Linked DNA regions of Homo sapiens: all the other regions are linked to region 2. Evidence: read pairs that join two places in POLR2A ChIA-PET (ENCODE). Cell type or tissue: MCF 10A. All regions are shown on one strand. Region 1 holds the start of HP09053 (a long non-coding RNA gene). Region 2 holds the start of TBC1D23 (TBC1 domain family member 23). Region 3 overlaps CMSS1 (cms1 ribosomal small subunit homolog). Region 4 overlaps CMSS1 (cms1 ribosomal small subunit homolog). Region 5 overlaps CMSS1 (cms1 ribosomal small subunit homolog).

The links. Peaks named below come from ENCODE experiments on the same cell type or tissue, not always from the same donor. Only the 100,000 strongest peaks of a DNase experiment are listed, where the experiment ranks them.
Region 1: POLR2A ChIA-PET joins it to region 2 with 27 read pairs; 25 of 35 experiments call an interaction of 5 or more read pairs at or near these places.
Region 3: POLR2A ChIA-PET joins it to region 2 with 15 read pairs; 6 of 35 experiments call an interaction of 5 or more read pairs at or near these places.
Region 4: POLR2A ChIA-PET joins it to region 2 with 11 read pairs; 4 of 35 experiments call an interaction of 5 or more read pairs at or near these places.
Region 5: POLR2A ChIA-PET joins it to region 2 with 11 read pairs; 21 of 35 experiments call an interaction of 5 or more read pairs at or near these places.

Annotation. Positions count from the first base shown.
Region 1 is chr3:99,822,760-99,826,759 of GRCh38, reverse strand. All of the region lies in intron 1 of CMSS1 (cms1 ribosomal small subunit homolog), which reads right to left. HP09053 (a long non-coding RNA gene) reads left to right here and starts at 2,895. Exons shown (of 3, transcript NR_110821.1): 1 at 2,895-3,016. All of the region lies in intron 1 of LOC105374010 (a long non-coding RNA gene), which reads right to left. In MCF 10A, no CTCF peak of the experiment used is centred here; no DNase peak of the experiment used is centred here.
Region 2 is chr3:100,259,255-100,263,254 of GRCh38, reverse strand. TBC1D23 (TBC1 domain family member 23) reads right to left here and starts at 2,263. Exons shown (of 19, transcript NM_001199198.3): 1 at 2,184-2,263. The coding sequence starts at 2,236. RefSeq lists enhancers at 1-184, 1,522-2,190, 1,966-2,455, 2,191-2,859. In MCF 10A, no CTCF peak of the experiment used is centred here; a DNase peak (open chromatin) is centred at 2,384.
Region 3 is chr3:99,857,735-99,861,734 of GRCh38, reverse strand. The region is part of intron 1 of CMSS1 (cms1 ribosomal small subunit homolog); the gene reads right to left. All of the region lies in intron 4 of FILIP1L (filamin A interacting protein 1 like), which reads left to right. All of the region lies in intron 1 of LOC105374010 (a long non-coding RNA gene), which reads right to left. Among named protein-coding and RNA genes, the nearest start is that of HP09053, 36 kb to the right of the region's middle. In MCF 10A, no CTCF peak of the experiment used is centred here; a DNase peak (open chromatin) is centred at 1,724.
Region 4 is chr3:100,000,765-100,004,764 of GRCh38, reverse strand. The region is part of intron 1 of CMSS1 (cms1 ribosomal small subunit homolog); the gene reads right to left. All of the region lies in intron 1 of FILIP1L (filamin A interacting protein 1 like), which reads left to right. The region is part of intron 1 of LOC105374010 (a long non-coding RNA gene); the gene reads right to left. Among named protein-coding and RNA genes, the nearest start is that of MIR3921, 38 kb to the right of the region's middle. In MCF 10A, no CTCF peak of the experiment used is centred here; DNase peaks (open chromatin) are centred at 1,734 and 3,054.
Region 5 is chr3:99,830,260-99,834,259 of GRCh38, reverse strand. All of the region lies in intron 1 of CMSS1 (cms1 ribosomal small subunit homolog), which reads right to left. It overlaps FILIP1L (filamin A interacting protein 1 like), which reads left to right. Exons shown (of 6, transcript NM_001387850.1): 6 at 3,655-4,000. The coding sequence ends at 3,846. The region is part of intron 1 of LOC105374010 (a long non-coding RNA gene); the gene reads right to left. Among named protein-coding and RNA genes, the nearest start is that of HP09053, 8.4 kb to the right of the region's middle. In MCF 10A, a CTCF peak has its summit at 2,094 (motif pointing left); a DNase peak (open chromatin) is centred at 2,089.

The sequences.
Region 1 (4,000 bases), 440 kb after region 2:
AAATATCTGATTTTAACAGATATGTGACTGGTCTAATACATAGCTGATAACTACTAAGTAACGGAGTAACTAAGGTAAAACACAATTCTCTCTGGATTTGTTTCAAATTTCTTCTCCTGAAGACACGTGACATACAATTCACGATGTGACTTTGAGTTTGGGGCAGCGTTTGCAAACTGCGGTTCACAGGCCAAATTCAACCCACTGTGAAAGTTGAAAAACAATCAAAATAAGACTATTTTGTGACGTGAAAATTACATAAAATTCAAATATTGTTGTCCATAAATAAAATTTTATTGGAACACAGCCATACTCATTCGTTTACACATTTATTTTCTATGACTGCTTTTACACTGCAACAGCAGTTATGACGGTGATGACTGGACCCACACAACCTAAAATATTTATTATCTGGATTTATATGAAAAAAGTTTGCTGACCTCTGGTCTAGTGTGAACTAGAACAAGGAACTCAGAAATAGGAATTTAAGAGCTTGATCAACTACTTTTTATAAGCAATATTAGCCATTTAAAAATCAATTAAGAATTCTATGAAAGCTGATAAAAATGGGGAAACTATATTTCAAGCTGTGATATATTTAGTAAAATGTATAATTCTATGAATGCATCTGAAGTGTTCCACTAAATAACATCAGATTAACAACAGATAAAAGACTTGTGCTGGGCCGGGCTCCGTGGCTCACACCTGTAAATCCTAGCACTTTGGGAGGCGGAGGCAGGCGGATCATGAGGACAGGAGATCAAGACCATCCTGCCTAACGTGGTGAAACCCCCCTCTACTAAAAATACAAAAAATTAGCCAGGCATGGTGGCATGCACCTGTAGTCCCAGCTACTTAGGAGGCTGAGGCAGGAGAATCGCTTCAACTCAGGAGGCGGAGGTTGCAGTGTGCCAAGATTGCGCCACTGCACTCCAGCCTGGGGGACAAGAGCAAAACTCTGTCTCAAAAAAAAAAAAAAAAAAAGAAAAAGAAAAAAAGAAAAAAAGATTTGTGCCACAAAATGATATATTATTATTGAATCTGAGGGAGGAAATGGAAGTTATGTATAGGCCTTCCACATTTATGAGTTGTATTTTTCAAGAGATTCATGGACATTTAGCAAAATTATAGCAGGAACTACCTGACATGCAATTTAGGGAAATATGCATAAATTTCCACCTTTAAATGTTCGTAATTGTTGTCAAGAACCACTCATTTAATCATCTGAAAGAACTGTGGAAATTATATGCAGTAAATTAAACCAGACCATGAAGGTTATCTAAGTGTCCATCTGTTACAGCCTTCAAGTGTAGAGCAATGACTAATAACATAGTCATTTTTCTCCCTCCTCTTTCTTCTTTCCTTCCCCTTGCTTTTTAAATTCATCCTGCCCCTGTGTTTTGCCCCTGAATATCTGTCAATACTATTTGCATTTTGACTGAACCACATCAATGTGTAAATCCTGTAATGTAAGCTGATTATGTTTTTTCCCTCTAATTCTGGTACAGTGTCTAAAACAAGGCTAAGCATGAGAGCTTGACGAATGATTATGAAAACAACATGCCCAGAAGTCGATCCTCTGTTGTGTGTTATTAACATCTCCTACAAATATTCCAAGTCTGAATTTTATATGTAGAGACAATGCCTTACAACATCTACAATGCAAGACTGTCTATATGTAAAACTAATACTGTAAAGGTTTAACTTTGGTGTGAAAATAGAAAAAACACAGAACAAAAAAACCTGGGTACTTGGGTTTAAAGAAAAGATCCAAGGTGCTCCCCTACTCCATTTCCAGAAGGAATTCACCATGGATAAAGCAATATAATTTGAAGAATATACCATAAAATGATATTACAACAAAAATATTTACAAAGCTCATTTCAGCAATCTCAAAAAGAATAAGCACATTGATTCTAGGTGACAAAAGCTGTCACCAGTAAAAATTACAGGCTTATTTACAAAGAGTCTCTTGTCCTCTTTCCAAACGTAATTTATAAAATTAAATCCAAATATGGTTACAATAAAATGTTAGACACAGTTTTACAAGGACTACTAATGTAATTTTGAAAAGAGAAAAGCGGCATTTGCCAAATCTGTCAAAAGCCTGGACAGGAGTTTGACAAATCTGCCAGCAGATCAAGGTTCTTTTGATAAAGATCTCCTAGGTTGAGGTCTTCAAGGTGTGACTACGAAATATTAATAATTAATTGGTTAACTAACAAATACTTAATGAGTGCCTTCGCTGTATCCAGATACTACTCTAGGCCCTGAAACTAAAGCAAACAAGACAAACAAAATACCTGCTCACATGGAGCTCTTACAGTCTACTGCTGGGAAAAAGTAATTAATTTAACAAGGAAAAATAATAGTTGGTGCTAAGTGCTCTGCTGAGAATTATAATAACATAATAATTTAATAGATATTGTGATAATGTAATAGAGCACCTAGATAGTTACTCTAGACTGCCTGATCAGGAAGCGCCACTCTGAGTAGGTGACGTTTGAACTGAGTACTTAATGTTAAGACAGAGCCAGCTGGCCGGGCCTGGTGGCTCATGCCTGTAATCCCAGTGTTTTGGGAGGCTGAGGCGGGCGGATCAAGAGCTCAGGAGTTCGAGATCAGCCTGGTCAACATGGTGAAATCCCGTCTCTGCTAAATATACAAAAGTTAGCTGGGTGTGGTGGCAGGCGCCTGTAATCCCAGCTACTCAGAAGGCTGAGACAGGAGAATCATTTGAACTCAGGAGGTGGAGGATGCAGTGAGCTGAGATCGCACCACTGCACTCTAGCCTGGGTGACAGGGCGAGACTCCAGCTCAAAAAAAAAAAAAAAGAAAGAAAGAAAGCCAGCCAATCAGAAGGACAGGACAGAAAGGAAAAGAACAGCTAACACAAACGGCTAAGTAAGACAGAATGAGTGTGGCCTACTGAGGAACAGAATGAAGGCTGGTGTGGGTGGGGCAGCATAAACTATAGGGGAGTAAATAGTAGAAGACCTGGTGGCCACCAGCCATGGTAAGTAATCTGAATTTCATTCTATGTGCCAGGGAAAAAGCTATTGGAAGATTTAAGCAGGAAAGTGGCCTGACTTCTTTTCAAAAGGCCTCTAGCTGGTGAGTGAGGGACAAGGTGGAAACTCTGAGCCCTGTTAGAAGCTTATGGCAGTAAGGATGAAAATGTATACTCCAATGGAGGCAGAGCGAAGAAAAATGCAAAGAAAGAATCAGGATATGTTTTCGAGGTAGTGACAACAGGACTTGATGGATGAGATATAGGGGTGAAAAAAATAAATAAATCAGAATACTGCTAGGCCTTTGTGAAATTGGGTAGTTGGTGGTTTAATTTATGGAGACAGGAAAGTTTGGAGAAAAAGCAGGTTTGGAGAATAATTCAGTAGCTGGGTCTTGTTTACATTTGACATCCCTATTAAATAACTAAGTAAAGATTTAAAGAAGGCAGCCACATATGTTAAGCTTTGAGCTCCAGGATCAGGTTTGAGTTACTGGCAGAAATGGTTCTCAAAGCCCAAATGGAAAAGCTGCTTATTTGTAGCTCCAAGTAACCAGTGTTCTTTAAAAGAGTAAACTTTGGAAAACTAATAGACACAATTTCATAATGATATATAAACAAAAGACTTTCTAAATTATGAGTCTCTTTAAGCCGATAACAGATTATTCCTTTAGAGATGAGATTCTTACCACTGATAATGAGAATGCGAAATATAAGCACACAGGCTCTGGTTTCAGACTGCCTGCATATGAATCACAGCTCCCCTATTTACCAATTAAATAGATAGTATTGGGTGAATTAAATTAAATAGTATTAAGTAAATCACTTAATTTCTCAGTGTCTCAACTTCCTCATCAGTAAAATAAAGATAACAACAGTAACTACCGCTGGTGTACTTGGGAAGATTAAATTAACTAGAACATGTAAAGCAATCAAAACAGCATCTGGCAGGTAGTTAAGTGCTCAACAAATGCAAGCTGGTATTATTAC
Region 2 (4,000 bases):
TTTCCTGGCTCATCCTGGCTCAAAAAGCTCCCCCACTGAGCACCTTGGGACACCCACTCTGCCCGCCAGAGAACAACTCCCCTTCGACTGTAATTTTCCTTTATCTACCCAAATCCTATAAAACGGCCCCGCCCTTATCTCCCTTCGCTGACTCTCTTTTCGGACTCAGCCCGCCTGCACCCAGGTGATTAAAAGCTTTATTGCTCACACAAAGTCTGTTTGGTGGTCTCTTCACACGGACGCGCATGAAAGTTACTCCATTCAGAGGCCTTTCCCATCTCTTAATCTGATTCTGCACTAATATGTTAGCTCCAAGCCATGTGTGGATATTTAATATCTGAAATGTGGCTAGACCAAATTGAAATATAAGGTAGCTGTAAAATGCACATTGGATTTTGAAGACTTGGCACAAAAAAGATGTACAATTATCTAATTTTTTAAACAATGATTACATGTTGAAATATGTTAAATAGATTATTAAAACTGATTTCACCTGTTTCTTTTTAGTGTTTTTTTTTTTTTTTTTTTTTTGAGACCGAGCCTCACACTGCCGCCGGGCTGGACAGTAGTGGCTCGATCTCGGCTCACTGCAACCTCTGCCTCCCGGGTTCAAGCGATTCTCCTGCCTCAGCCTCCCAAGCAGCTGAGATTACAGGCACGCGCCACCACGCCCGGCTAATTTTTATATTCTTAGTAGAGACGGGGTTTCACCATGTTGGTCAGGCTGGTCTGGAACTCCTGACTTCAAGTGATCCGCCCGCCTCGGCCTCCCAAAGTGCTGGGATTACAGGCGTGAGCCACCGCGCCCAGCCTTCTTTTCAGTTTTAAATGCTGCTACTACATAATTTTAAATTACAATATGTGGCTTCTATTAGACAGCCCTGGGGCTTAAATCCTACTTATTCTTCAAAGCCTAGTTGAAACACTGCTGCTTTCATGAAGCTTTCCCCCAGTGACTCCAACTGCCCCAGCCCCCACCGCCAACCTCTCGTAACACTTTGAATCACACTCACAAAGAATAAGATTAATTTTACCTTGTTACACCTTCCCAACTCCAACATAAGCAAGTTGAAGAAAAAAAAACTATATCTAGATCACCATGAAGTTTTCCTCTGACACCTTGGAGAGCCCAGCGCTACGGTAATGTTTGATGTCTGCTAATGGAGAGCTGAATTTCTTAATTACTAATTATCTATCCCTTTCAACGATTTCCATTTTTTTCCTCTGGGATTAAAGTCGATGTCTATCAATGTCCTGTATTATTTTTAAAGTGCCCATGAGCTGTACACATACAATATAACGAACAAGCAAATCCAAAACTAATACATGTGGTCAATACACTTAGATCAACTGTAAAATTTAGACAAGCCTCTAAAGGTCCCTTTTTAAAAAATGATGTTGTACAACCTAACAGTGTATCGTGAGATCAACTATTTCAAAAGTAGAAGCCTTTCCCAAAGATTAACACTGGGTGAGCAGTTTACCAAAAAATTATTGGCGGTCTTCCCCCACAATCCCGAGTATAAATCAGGTAAGCATGCAACAGCTTGGGTGCAGTAAGAGCAAAGTCCCACACTGCATCCAAAGCTCAGAAATCGAGCTGTGAGAAATGTGGTAGTAGGGGAAAAGATGACTTGCGTGAAGGAGACGAACGATGAAAACTGTTGGAATGCAAAACGAGATAACAGCCAGAATAAAAAAAAGTATACCAACTAAGTGGGAGGGATTCTCCTCGGGTCAACCTCTGAACCCTCAGGCGAAGGTCGCAGTGGTCATTTCAAAACGTCTTTTCTTCACATTGTATTTTAGTGACTCAGATCTGCATCCAACAAACTTCCTTCTTCAGCCTACTCCAACTCCCACAGCCAGGACTCCGGCCAAACCCAGCCCTGAAGCCACCCACTCCAGCACACTTTGGAGACTGACAGACGACACAGGAGGACCGTTCTGAGGCCCAGCACCTGGATGACACCCCTCTCCTTGGGAGTCCCGCCCCAGTCCCTTGGGCAGAACCAGGCAGGCAGGGGGCACCCAGCTGGCAGAGGGGTAGGGCAGGGCACCGGACTTCGCCTAGGACCGGCCTCTCCGTTCCATGCCGACGCCAGACGGCTCCTCGGGGACCGGCAAGATGGTGAGAAGGAAGAATAAAGGGGCATTGGAAATTAGCCCCGGCTTTCACTCACCAGCCGTCGCCGCTCGACGTTGGCAGCGGCGGCACATCTTCTCCTTCCGCCATTGCTGTTGACGTCCACGTCACTTTGCCGAAAAGTGGATCCGGCGCTGAGACCAACTCCGAGACTCAATGTCGTAAAAGGTCTTCGGAAGTCCAGCACTGAGCTTCCCCAGAGGGGAAGAAAGAGGGAGGTGGCAAGGGACTGGAGGAACGCAACGTCACGGCGTCCCGAGGCCGAAAGGCAGCGTCTTGGGGGAGGAGACTTGGTGGAGGCAGCTGCCCCTCCAAAGACTACATGTCCCAAGATGCCACGGTGCCGCGGGCGGGGCGGGGCGCGGTGGACGCCGTCCCAGTTGGAGGCCTTGTGTGACAAACAGCGTGTCTTTTTAGCGTCCACTTAGCGTCTTCATTCCAGCTTGGCGTCGAAATTAACAAAGTTAGAATTTACAGTCCTAACTATTGGAGAAAGCAAGGGAAATGGGAATTGACATAGGGAAGGCGGACGTAGGAGAAGAGCCACAGTTCAGTAATTTCCTGCTGTAGCAATTTAATTTGAAGAAAGAGTGGGACGTAAGGAAAGGGGCAGACCACCCCTATTTGTGAGGCCCCGTCAAAAGTGTAAATGAAGGCCCACATACTTTTTGACTGAATATTTAAAAGTTGTAAATGAAGCTATATACTAAAGGAGATACGTTCTAGCCTCCTACCTTAAATATATCTTCCTAACAGTCTGGAAGATCAAGTCCGAATTTAGAATTCTAGGACTGGAATTCCAGGCAAGCAGAGCTGCCAAAATCCTTCTCTACGCGTTCCACTTCCCCTTTACACCGCATGGGCGGACACTTGGCCACCGCCGGGGCCTTGGGGTGAGCACACGCTCAGGAGGATGGACCTAAAGAAACGCTTTTGCAAGCCCTGAAAACAACAGTGATGAAGTAGAACTGCATGTAACAATATGGATACATCTGAAAAATACGCTGTTAAATGAGCAAAACAGATTGCAGACGGATAGGTAAAGTATGGTATCATTTATAGTTGGTGTTTAAAAGACAATATATTTAAAATAGATCCATATGAGTTTAAAATGCAGGAGAATGATATATAGAAAACTCGGAATGGCAGTTACATTCAGGGAAAGGGAGGAGTTTCCATGAATTTTTAAATATTTATTAAGGGCCCCAAGGTGGCCACATAGGTGGCCAGTGTTCTTTATAGAGTCTATACTTAGGTATCTAAAATGTTTCATAGTTTCAAAAACTATTTGTTTTAAATAGATACAAAACAGTACAGCTATCTCATTTACAACCAAAAACATGTTCACTCTCTTCCCTAAAGGGAAATAATACAGATCTGCATGGTACTGCACCCACTTCCAAGGCCCGGATCTCTGTAATGTTCAGTTCTCTGTTAGGGAACATTTCTTTTAACATAGAATGAGACTGTAGATGCCCTCTATCAAAAAGAATAAAAGACGTGAATCTAGGTCACATTACCATTCTAATATTCAGGACCTCCCCTGGGTCCCTTCAATTGTTGCCAGTAGATTTTCAGAAACTTTTCAGAAAATGGTTTTAAAACCTATTCAGTCATTGACATGAGAAGCAGTTGCTCACTGGTTAAGAAGATTCTAGTCCTCAATTATGATTCATTTTGAGTATAATTAAATCAGCAACTGCTTTATAGTCTCTGGTAAAATATTTTCCCATTAAAAATATGTCACTTGACATTTTTAAACAGTTCTTTATTCTGTCAAAATAAAGTGGAAAGTTCTGACTTCTATGTTCTTTAATGGAGCCAGAGCCAGCTTCATGGGCATGTAGTCTATGC
Region 3 (4,000 bases), 400 kb after region 2:
GAGAGTGTACATGCTGTCAGTCATTCCACCTGCCCTCTGCCACCTGCACTGTTTACTGCAATCTCTTGCTGGGGGTAATAGGGAACAGGCAGTAGGGAAGACATTATCCCTGTCTTAAAGAAGGCTACCTTGGGCAAACAGACAAGATACAGAAGAACGCAGATCACAGAGAGTACAAAATCAACTGCAGAGAGTGGGAGGAAGGAATGGAGACAATGATAAACAATGAAAGCATTAGGAACCTGAGGACAAGCCCAGGAGGAGCACCATCACAATGCTAGGTGTAAAGGCAGCTCTGTATGCCATGAACTAGGAGGCACTTTCAGGAATACACACACATCTGTGATAATACAAGGCATCACATGCTGAGTGGCTTTTTGGATACTTCTCCCTAGAGGGACAGGGCAGCCAGGGGAAGGCATCATGGCTGTGGAAGGCCCAGGTAGGCTTTGGAGGATTAAGGGGACATCTACCTGAAACTGTTAGTCTGACAAAGACCTAAAGTCTTAATCTGTTGGAAGACAGGTAATTTTTTTTGGGAGGGCGGGGGTGTATTAACAATCAAAATGGAAAGTATGGAAAAGAGGAAACTTTGATTTAAGGGATCTTTTCTAAATAATCAAGAACCCCAATTCAGAGTGGTGGTGGGAGCAGGGGGTGGGGGAGGAAAACAAAAAGAAAAGTGAGAAAAATGAGTAGACTCTCTAGCACAGCAGTGTATTCACAGTAATTAACTTTTTAAAAGCTCCTTCTTGATAGATGTCATCTGAGTAAACGGCATAAAGAAAACTTCATTTGAGTAGGTATTTTTAATAAGAAAAATTAAAAGAGTGATAGGAGAGGCACAATATTCACGGTATTAAATGAACATCCATTGTCCAAAGGTTCTTACTAGAAAGCTCCCTAACAATACAGTACTGCAGAAGTCAAAACACATTATTTAGGCAGTAATTATCCTGGTACAAATTTACATGTGCTGTACTTGTTGTCACTCCCCTGTCAGTTCCAGTTTCTTCTTCCAGGTCTAGCCTGAGCATCTTTTCAAGTCTCCACCTGGCCCTTTCATAGCAGCATGGACAGTGTCTTTTCTAGCCCAGAATCATGGGCACCTCCTTTGTTCTCAAGATGAAAATATTCTCCTTGTAGCTGCCTAACTACCCAAGTTCTGTGCCTGTGGACCCTCAGACTGGCCTTTTACTTGTTCTGGAACCTCACCTTTCAGAGACCCTTTTTCTCAGTTACTTTGCTCCTTTTTCTGCTCTTAAAAGAGTGAGATTTGCCTCAATTCCAGTCCTTGTGCTCAATTTGAGGATTTCAGTACCGCTTTTTAGAATCCTGATTCTCTGCTAAAAGCTACCAAGCTCCTTATAATTAATGGGTCATTTGACTATTTCCATCTTATTTCACTTCTCCTGACCTCTGGGGGGCCTAGTAAGATTAATCGTTCAGGTGATGAAGAGTAATGACTAACAGTATACCATTTTTACCATATATTCCTCTGACACCAAGCTAAAGCCTCCTTCTTAACTTCCTGCCCTAATTCTTATTTCACAATGAAGGAAAATAGTATTAACCCAAATTGCTGGGTCTGGACCCATTTATGGTATCTCTAAAGGATCTCAGTGATGATGACAGGATCTTCAGTAACAAGGACATAAAGCAGACATAGATGTACACTCATATTCAACTAGCAGATGCCAAAAAAAGTGTTACTGTTCTACTGATCTTGCTGACTAAGTCAAATGAATTGTACATTACATTATGGCTATGGTATGCTGTAGCTGTAATTTTTAGAAAACCTTTGACTTGTGAAATACAAGGAAGCAGCATACACAGAATAAAAAAGACGGGTCACAGCTATTTTTATGAGTGCTCTTAAAATTTAGACTAAACAGTGAAAAGTCCCATAGAAAAAGCAGGGAGGAAAGCAAGGAAACATAAATTATAGGCCTGATACCAAAATTTATCTCAAATAAAGAAGCTTTCCAATAAATTCCATGTAATTACTCTGCAAACTGCTAGAAATCCATGGTTATTTAACCATGAACACAGCTACTATCAACGCAACACAGTTAAAATTATGTATTAGACAAGAATTGCTAAAAGATAAAATGGGATATAATCATAATCAGGCTATCAAAGTCTAGCTGTGAGAGCAGATATAAAAATAAATAAAGGAGTGTGATGTATGCAGTTTTCTGCTTAGTAATCAACATATTAAATCAGGAAGAAAAAGTAATGTATTAAACTAGCTCTGGAATAATGAGAACAAATACAGGAATTTAAGCCCATCAAAATGAAGTTACATACTTAGGACTAGGGTGACTGTTACACTGTTTCAAACATCTTAAGACCAAACAAGCTTTGGTATCATCATACTATTTGGTTGTTACTGGGAGAATACTGTAAGTATGATCAGACTGATCTGTGCAAGAATACAGGCAGGTTTTGGGGAAAAAAGAACTGACAAATAGCAAGTACAGTGCCTTGCACATAGTAGCTGTCACTGTATTTGTCTCATCAAGGTCTGAAATGAATTAAATGTCAGCTGAACTGCATAGCACTATGGATGGACCCATTTATAAAAACCAGGCAACTTAGTGGTTTCCATACTCTTATTTCAAATTGGAGTTTCAAACAAAACACAATGTCTTATGAAAACAGTTTTGTCATTTAGGACTTTTCTGTGGACTGGGAGAGAACATTTGAAGGCAGAGAATCTCCCATCTATGTTTGACGGTTAGCAAGTGACTGGCTTTATTAATGATGGAAACATCAAAGCAGTGACTAAGCCAGTGAATTGGGGGACTTCATCAGGATGAAGCAAAAGGCTGACAGAAGAAGCACAAGGTGACAGCCCAAACCAGACGCTTTTCCAGAGAAAGACAAATTTGCCACTGATGTTTCAACTGTCTATCCTCTGGAGTAATGGTTCTTAAAGTGTGGCCCCCTTTGAGAGTGAAGAAGATATCTTCATAATAACACAACCTTTTTCTCTCTCATTCTCTCAGAAGTGTATATGGAGTTTTCCAGAGGCTCCATGACGTGTGATGATTTCTCTGACAGCTAATGGAATGTGTGAAACAGATCTGAGGATACAGCTGTCTTCAATTAAGCCAGACATTAGTTGCAGAAATGTAAAACAATGCAACTCTTCTCACTAAATAATTTTGTAAAAGTATTTTTTCATAAAAATATGTTATTTAGCAGATGATGGATTTATTATTATTTATTATTTTTAACAAATGATTTTTTTTAAATTTTATTTTTGAGACAGAGTCTTGCTGTGTCGCCCAGGCTGGAGTGCAGTGGTGTGATCTCAGCTCATTGCAACCTCTGCCTCACGGGTTCAAGCAATTCTCCTGCCTCAGCCTCCCAAGTAGCTGGGACCACAGGCACGTGCCACCATGCCCAGCTAATTTTTTGTATTTTTAGTGGAGACAGGGTTTCACCATGTTAGCCAGGATGGTCTCGATCTCCTCACCTCATGATCCGCCTGCCTCAGCCTCCCAAAGTGCTGGGATTATAGGTGTGAGCCACTGCATCTGGCACTAATGAGTATTTTTAAAATCTTAGTTTGAATTTCTAATACAGTAAAGAGATAGATACAGCCCATACACTCAAAAGCTCTTTAGGGTCCTCAAAATTTTTTGAGTGTAAAGGGGTCATGAGACCTAAAAGGTTACGAACTACTGCTCTGGAGCCTTTACTGAATTGTGCTGGAACTATCTCCTTTTTCTTTCCTAATTAGCCTATAAACACTTTGAGAATAGGATCCTCTATCCCCTGTTCATCTCAGGATAGCCTTAGTACTAATGATTGTCTTTGTTGTTTGTATATTAAATGAATAAAAGTCTTGCCATATTCATAACATCAGAAACATTAAATTCAAGATTTACATAGTGAACATAGTGAAAAATAGGTTTCCTTAAAGAGACAGATGAGAAGCTAAGCTGACTCTGAAGTTATTCTCTATTTACAGGCTGATTTCTGAAACTAA
Region 4 (4,000 bases), 260 kb after region 2:
ACGTGCTTCCACTTTTAAACCCACCAATCCTACCTTTTAGGTATTATCACTACCTAGTCCCAGTTCTCATTCCTCAACCCCCACCTATGGTGCTCTCTCTTCATGAAGCCGTCCTCTTTTGGTTTCATGACATCCTGTTGGCTACTCTGTCCTGATGATGATGATGTTTCTTAATTCCTTGTATCTTGGTTTTGACCTTATAATTGACTACAACTATTCTTTCAAACGTCACCTGCAACTAAATTTAATGGGATTTTCTTAATCCTTTTTCTCCACCACTCTGATGGGTGACCTCATTGGATTTTTCCTTCTGTTGGTTCTCCTCCCTTGGTTTCAGTGGTAACACAGTTCTCTTATGAACACAAAGAATATTTGATCTTCTCAGTATTAATCCTTCCAACCTGTCACAATACACAGAGAATAGAAGATATGTTCAGCTACCATTATACACAATGTTCTTGAGCCCAAGACAGTTTCAGTTCACTCTAAAGAAAAATCCCCTCCTTGATTATATGCAACCCACTATCATCCTACGGAAGCTGCATTTTACTTGGAGTTTAGGTTTCTTGGAGAATATGTAAGGGGGAAAAAACCCTCAATTTATGTCAAAATTACCTTGCAAATCCCCTAGGAAGGCATCATGCAGGAAGCCAATACTGTCTCTCAGTAGGCCGAATCAAGGTGGATTTTGCCTCCAGTTTTGGTAACCATCTGAGTAAGGCAAGATGCTTACCCTGAGAGAGGCAGGTGGGAACAGACATGTACAGAAAAATCAATATACACCGTCCATTTCAGGTTCATTCCCAGGCATAGACTCATTGAATACAACCTGAGAAGACTTGTTTGCACAATGTAAATTTTTATGCCTTCTCTCTTTATATTCATTTGCTGAGCAGGTGTAGTTGAACTCATGCAAAGTTAGTGTTTGTATGATACAACTTCAACATAGAACTTAATGGTTATTGCTCAATAAATATACATATGTCTATGCTCTTGACTTTTAGCATCTCAAGGGTAAACAAACAACAGAGGCAGACACTAGATCAAGTATGAAGATCATAGATCAAGTATGAAGATGACCTTAAGAAAACTGGAGAGTTTTCTTGCAAAAACTTCTCGAGTACACAAATCAAATATACTTGTGATGCACTGGAAAAAACACTGTACTTAGTGTCAAGGGACTGAGATTCTAATTCCAATTCTGACACACATTAGCTAAGTCACCTGGGCCATCTACAAAATGGATACTTCACAGGGTTGTTTTGAGATTCAAAAGAAAAAATGCATGTGAACGCATCTATCATAGTCACTTGCACATGGTAGGCACTTGCTACAGGTTTATTCTAGGTGCATTGGTTAAACTGAAGCTAAGAAGACAAAACAACCACGTAAGGGAAGAAAACCCTGACAGTGCTGGGCATATGGCAGGTGCTATGTAAGTATTTACTGCACTACACTGAGACAGAAATCAAGCTGGTTTGACTGAGTCAATGTGTAACTTGCCAGTTCTAACATTCTTTTATTTTCTCCACATGGTCATTGGTATGAAGTCCACTTATGGCTTCATAAACATGGGCTTACAACAAAAGTGCTTCTAATCAGATTTGGCAGGAAAAGGAGAGAAACACAGGGTGAGGTAAGTGTGAGGCTACAGTGCTGAATAATAGGGATGGCAGTACCTCAGTATGTGAGTCACACAGACATCAAGCAGTACACAGCTAGAGATAATTCGCAGGTAAATGCTGCACAATCCATTACGTCATCCCTCCTCTGCCCTTTCTTCATCAATCTTGTCGCCTGGACTCTGATGCAACCCAGCAAGAATGTCTGATTTGCAGACAGCAGAGAGAGCTTCAGAACATACACATACTCATCAGAGAAGGCAATATGAACCCAAACTGAAGTTTCTGGTACTTCCTTTTGTTTAAATCATGCTTTAGAGGGGAAGTCATAGGGGTGGGATGTATAACTAGAGATCAAGCCACCTGGTCTAAGGCCTAAGGGACTAGGCTTCATCATTTTGGACAAGTCACTCCAGGTCCACAGGCCCCGTTTCCACATGTACAATTAGATGAGCTTCAAGGTCTTTTTTAGCTATGTAATTTCATCATTAAAAATTGAGGTCAATCACACCCATATGATGGACAGATATGCATTTGGTTTTAAAAGCTAGGCATAAAATCAGCTTTACTTTTTATCAGCTATCTAGGTCACTCAAATTTTAGGCTACTTCCATCCTACTCGGAATTACTAGAAGAGTGTGTACCTGTGTGCAAATCTTGTAAAAGCAAGTAAGCAGTGGCAGGCAGAAACTGGTGGTTCTAGAAAATGTGAATATTCACTCCTGAGATTATAGAGATACTCCAGTCTAAGCCACAGAAGCTTGAAAGCAAATGTGTATCAGGGGATATAATGTATTAAGACCTATCTTCTGTATGGAGAATGTTTTGAACAACAAGAAGTTTTGAAGGTACAAAAAATTCATAATAATTCATAACTTAAAAGAGATGCTCTAACCTAACTCTAAACCAAAATCATGATCAGTCTGTGCGTGATTTACCCAGCAGCTTTTAAGTACAACACCATCAGCTCCAAATAAAGAAGAATTCATTAGAGACACAGGTCTGTACAGGAGGTGGTCAGTCCCAGTGAGCTTTGGGCATGTTTTCCACTTGCAGTGGCACCGCGCTTTTCCAGAGCTGCAAACAGTCACACACGCATCACCAGCAGATTTGTGATGGAATCTCCAGAGAGGGGCATTTCCAACAAAGCTTCAGAATTGGGGGGGATATGGACAAGCCCACTGGAGATGAAAACCAGATGTCTCATTGTGCTTCCCTCATAGGCGACACCGTGTTGGGTCCCCGACCTTCTATGCTGAGCAGCTTAGGGGAGGGTAAGTTGCCCCACCACACCTGGTGCAGCATTCAACAAGACACCCATCCCTTTAATTATTCAGCCAAATGATTTATGAGGCTTGGCAGCAAAGACTTGGCAGACTGGTTTAAATTCAAAGGATCCAACCTACAGGTATTTTGAAAACCTTGGCCACATCTGCAATGTGTACTGTTTCTTTTGGGAGAGGAAAGAAGAGAAAGGGAGAAGATGTGACCTGCCTGACAGGAAGACAAGACCCAACTAGATGGAACATGTCTCCCACTCCCTCCCCACCCTGTCATTTAACAATGTTCTGGCTGACTTTCTTCCTACGAAAAGCAATCAGATAGAGTTTTAAAGATGTAAAATCCCAGAACCACCAATACATTCTCATAAACTGGGCTCAGTTGGGTTGTTCTGATTGATTACTGATGGTATAATCTTTTTGATCAACTAGGGAAGTGGTCAGCCAACTTTTTCCCTAAAAAGCCAGATAGTAATATTTCAGATTTTGTGGGCTATGTGATCTCTGTCGCAGCTACTCACCTCTGACACTGCGTCACAGAAACAGCGATAGATAATATGTAAATGAAGGAGTATAGCCATGTTCCAATAAAACTTTATTTACAAAAACAGATTAAGGGTCTGATTTGATCTGCTGGTCATAGTATACTATTAAATAGGTGAACTGAGACAAAGTGAGAGGGTATGGCTACTACTACTAAATTTATCACCACTTAACCCTATTTAAATCTAAGCCAATTTTGGGAGGACAGCTAACCTCTAAAATAACTGCATTAATAAGTAGGCACAATAATATTTTTGGGAAGAGTGTGTGTGTGTGTGAAATATAGAACAATTCAAAGGGAATTGAACAGTTTTAAAAAATCTATCACCCAGTAACTAGGTTATCTTATAGAAAACATAGTTGGCATTAAATCAAGGAGCTACTCTTACAAGTGTCTTGCCGTAGGTCAACTACAGGCTTTGACTACACATTTATATACAACATAGTTACTGAGTAATATATTTGTTAAAGTGTTCCATTATTTGTAAACCAATCTGTATGTTATTTGTGTACACATTTCAATACACTTCAAACAATAAACACCAAACTGTAAAC
Region 5 (4,000 bases), 430 kb after region 2:
GAGAATGAGCTAATAAAATCAAACAGCTTTCCTTTGAAAGACCCTTTCCTGTATAAAGCGTAAAACTTGTAGTGATAAAGTTTCATTGTTTAATAGGGGAGCTCTGAGAAAAATCAAGAGAAAAAAGCCAAAGCATCATTATGAAATTTTGGGCTAGCTGCCAGATTCATTATCTCTTATTTCCATTCCACCACTCCCCATAAATTAGCAGTGATTTGTCAAACAATATAAAAGACAAAAGAAAAGAAGGCAATAATATTTCAAATATATTTTTCTTCAGTTTAGCATTTCCTTCTTTTCATCACCATATCCATCATCATTGCTTATATACTTTCCCATTAAACACTGAGATAAAAACAAAACTACAAAAACACTGTCAATTCTGATAACACATGGCCTTGGCCAAGCATTCCACAGCTAAGTCCCCAAGGGAGTGAGCAGCCCTGAATCCAACCACCGTCCCACACCACCTCAATTACCACATATCAAAATGACCAGAGGTCTCTGGGAGTCTTCAACTTCTCAACCTCTAGAGCTAAGGTGTGATGCAGTCCCTGGAGTCAGGACCGCTCCTGAGAAAACACTGCTTTCTTACACAACACGTTGTCAATACAGATCAAAAAGTTCAAAGCACTTACAAAATTAATTTCCTTTAGAGAAAAGGAAACATCCTGACTCCAGCTGTCTGAGATCTGATAGTTTCTCCATAAATGCTGATTTTGTTCTGGTATATTTGTGCTCCATGATAAAGTGGAAGAACAAAAGAGTCATGTAGAAATTGGGCTATAGAACTGAGACTTTGAATACAACTGAAAACACTTCACCTTTCCATACTTCTTTTGCTCATTATGACTCAATGCCTTCTAATAACTCACTGTAACCAGGGAGTCTTCTAGATTGCTAGGTTTCTTTTGAGAATCTATGGATAAAACAAACCAACACTTTTAGAATTTAATATATTCCACAAATTTACTCCTCTTCTTTCTACTGCTCCCTAGGTGGAACCACTTCTTCTGCCTCATTGAACTCAACATCCTTCAGACTTTTAAGGCATTCCAAATCCCAGTCTTCATGTTGAACTGGGTTAAGCATTTATTAAAAAATCGTTTTCTTCTATGAATGAGCTTTCCAACTTGCTTAATCTCCTCCAAGACATCTGCTCTTTGATGAAACCCAGGAGCCTCCAACTCTGAGTAGAACATTCACTGTGTGGTCTTAAAAGAGCCATATGCATGTATTTCTCTTGCAATATGCATTCCAAATTTGGACAAAACTTTCTTGGAGCTATTTGACATAACGCTCTATAAAAATGATCCAAGAGATGACACATTTTAATGCTCCATACCTCATTTACTGAAACATGTCCAAGGATAAGTCATACAAGAAAAAAAAAAAAAACAACTTTTTTTTTTTTTTTTTTGAGACAGAGTCTTGCTCTGTGGCCCAGGCTGGAGTGCAATGCTATGATCTCGGCTCACTGCAACCTCCGCCTCGTGGGTTCAAGCGATTCTCCTGCCTTAGCCTCCAAGTAGCTGGGATTACAGGAGTGCGCCACGACGCCCGGCTGTTTTGTATTTTCAGTAGAGACAGGGTTTCACCGTGTTGGCCAGGCTGGTCTCGAACTCCTGACCTCAAGTGATCCGCCCGCCTCAGCCTCGCAAAGTGCTGGGATTACAGGTATGAGCCACTGCGCTAGGCCTTTTTTTTTTTTTTTTTAAAGATTTGGGAATGGCTGGGCGCAGTGGCTCACACCTGTAATCCCAGCACTTTGGGAGGCCAAGGCGGGCGGATCATGAGGTCAGGAGATCGAGATCATCCTGGCTAACACAGTGAAACCCCGTCTCTACTAAAAATACAAAAAATTAGCCGGGCGTGGTGGCGGTCGCCTGTGGTCCCAGCTACTGGGGAGGCTGAGGCAGGAGAATGGCGGGAGCCCGGGAGGCGGAGCTTGCAGTGAGCCGATATCGCGCCACTGCACTCCAGTCTGGGTGATACAGCGAGACTCCGTCTCAAAAAAAAAAAAAAAAAGATTTAGGAATGACAATTGGGGTTGTTCTGATAAAATAACAAGCCTTTGCTGCCATCTAGAGGTAAAAACTACGTAATGAAAATGGAGTTACCTAGAAAACAAAAGCTTGCACATCAATGGTGTAGAAACAAGTAGGAGCCCAGTAACCTTCAGGCAGCTGGGCCTGAAAGTATCAGTGACCACCATTCCAAGCCACATTTTCTTCACCAACACGTATCAGTGTTGCTCAAAAGAAACGAGCTCCACCAATACTGTGTGTCATACCAATCTGTCTCGGCCTTTCACAGTATTGAACTATGCATACCCAGGTAGGCTAGAGTTCCAGGTGAAGAAAAAATAAAGCTTACATCTAAAGGAAGTTCAATTATGGCAGCACTTTTCCAAGTGTGGTAGGCCAACCACCTGAGTTGAAGAAATCACTCTGAGAGTTTATTAAAAATGTGAATTGCTGGACATATCCACAAACCAATGAATTACAATGCATAGGAGTAAGATTCAGAAATCTACAATTTAAAGACGATCCCAACATAGATTTTTGAACACTAAATTGGAGACCCAATCTAAATCTTGATAAAGTTACAGGACATCACAGAAATCCATCTTGGGAAGGCTATTATTAATGCTATAGTCACAATATTAGCAGACTTGATTAGTCTGTCACTGACTTCAACTGCAGCTTCTACTGCTCATGGCTTGGATAATATGGTTGTTCACAGAAATGTCCTGATCTCCAAGTTGTTTCCTTCCTTTTTCGTCTTTTAAAACAATTTAGTGTTCCTTTTTCTCATAGCATACTTACTATAAAATATGTGGAGAACACAGAAAATGTAAGAAAAATCAAAAGTACCTGTAAGTCCACTAATCAGGGTTAACAACCAATAGCATGGGTGCATTTTCTTTTAGTATTTTTCTCTTCACATGTAAATAATTAAAGCATGTACACAGTTTTAAATTCTACTTTTAACATATCTAAGTAAACGTTTTCCTGAAGCTTTGGCCTCATTAACAAAGCATGTTGTCATAATTATACTATAATTCATTTAACACATCCTATTCATTTAACTGTCCATTTTTCATCATTATAAACAATGCTAAAATCAAATATCCTTGACTGCCTCTCTACATCCTAGAAAAGATTCATAAGGCTCTTGATACATACTACCAAGCTGTTCCACTAATCATCATTGGAGCTGCCCATCTCACTCATACTGTGAAAACTTTTAAAAGTCTGAAGGCCCAAGTCAAATGCCATATTCTTCATGAAGCACTCTTAAAGACAATCTCATTCGAAATTAACCTTTCTCTGGCAATCTCATGGCTCTTTGAGATTAATTTGGGACACTACTCTTGTATATGTCCTACTACACCGTGATTGCCAAATATCTATTCATCTCTGTATCTACCACTATCTCTATCAAGAACTGTGCACACAGCACACATTCAACACACACCAGATTACTTTACTGACATTCTTTTCTTCAACCTGACGATCTTTGATCTGATACATCCCCAGAAACTGGTGCTTTCAAAGCCAAATCCTCCAAACTGACTCCATGTCCTAAACAATTTCTACTTCTCCACCAACTGTACCATTAATTACCTTTTGTTCTCTTGTTTAATTCAAGATCAAGGAGGTATGCAAGCAGAGAATCCCAGCACGGATCCCTAAACCGAAATCTACAGGCATCACCAAGATTTCCACTAAAGCCCCCACAGTGCCTATGGATAAGCCTATTTACCAAAATGGCTGTGGGAAGCTACACATCGTGAGAACTGTCACCTCCAACACCTTCCTCCACGTGGGAGGGAGAAGGTAACTCATACCAATGCACTGCCTGGATACATTCATCTACAGAAATATGTGGAAAGCTAAAATTACCACTATGAAAGGCCAAAGGACCATCTCTCCAGGAAATGGTGAAGCAGCTTTGTGGACCTGATGAAGATCATCCCCCAAAAAGCAGCACGTCT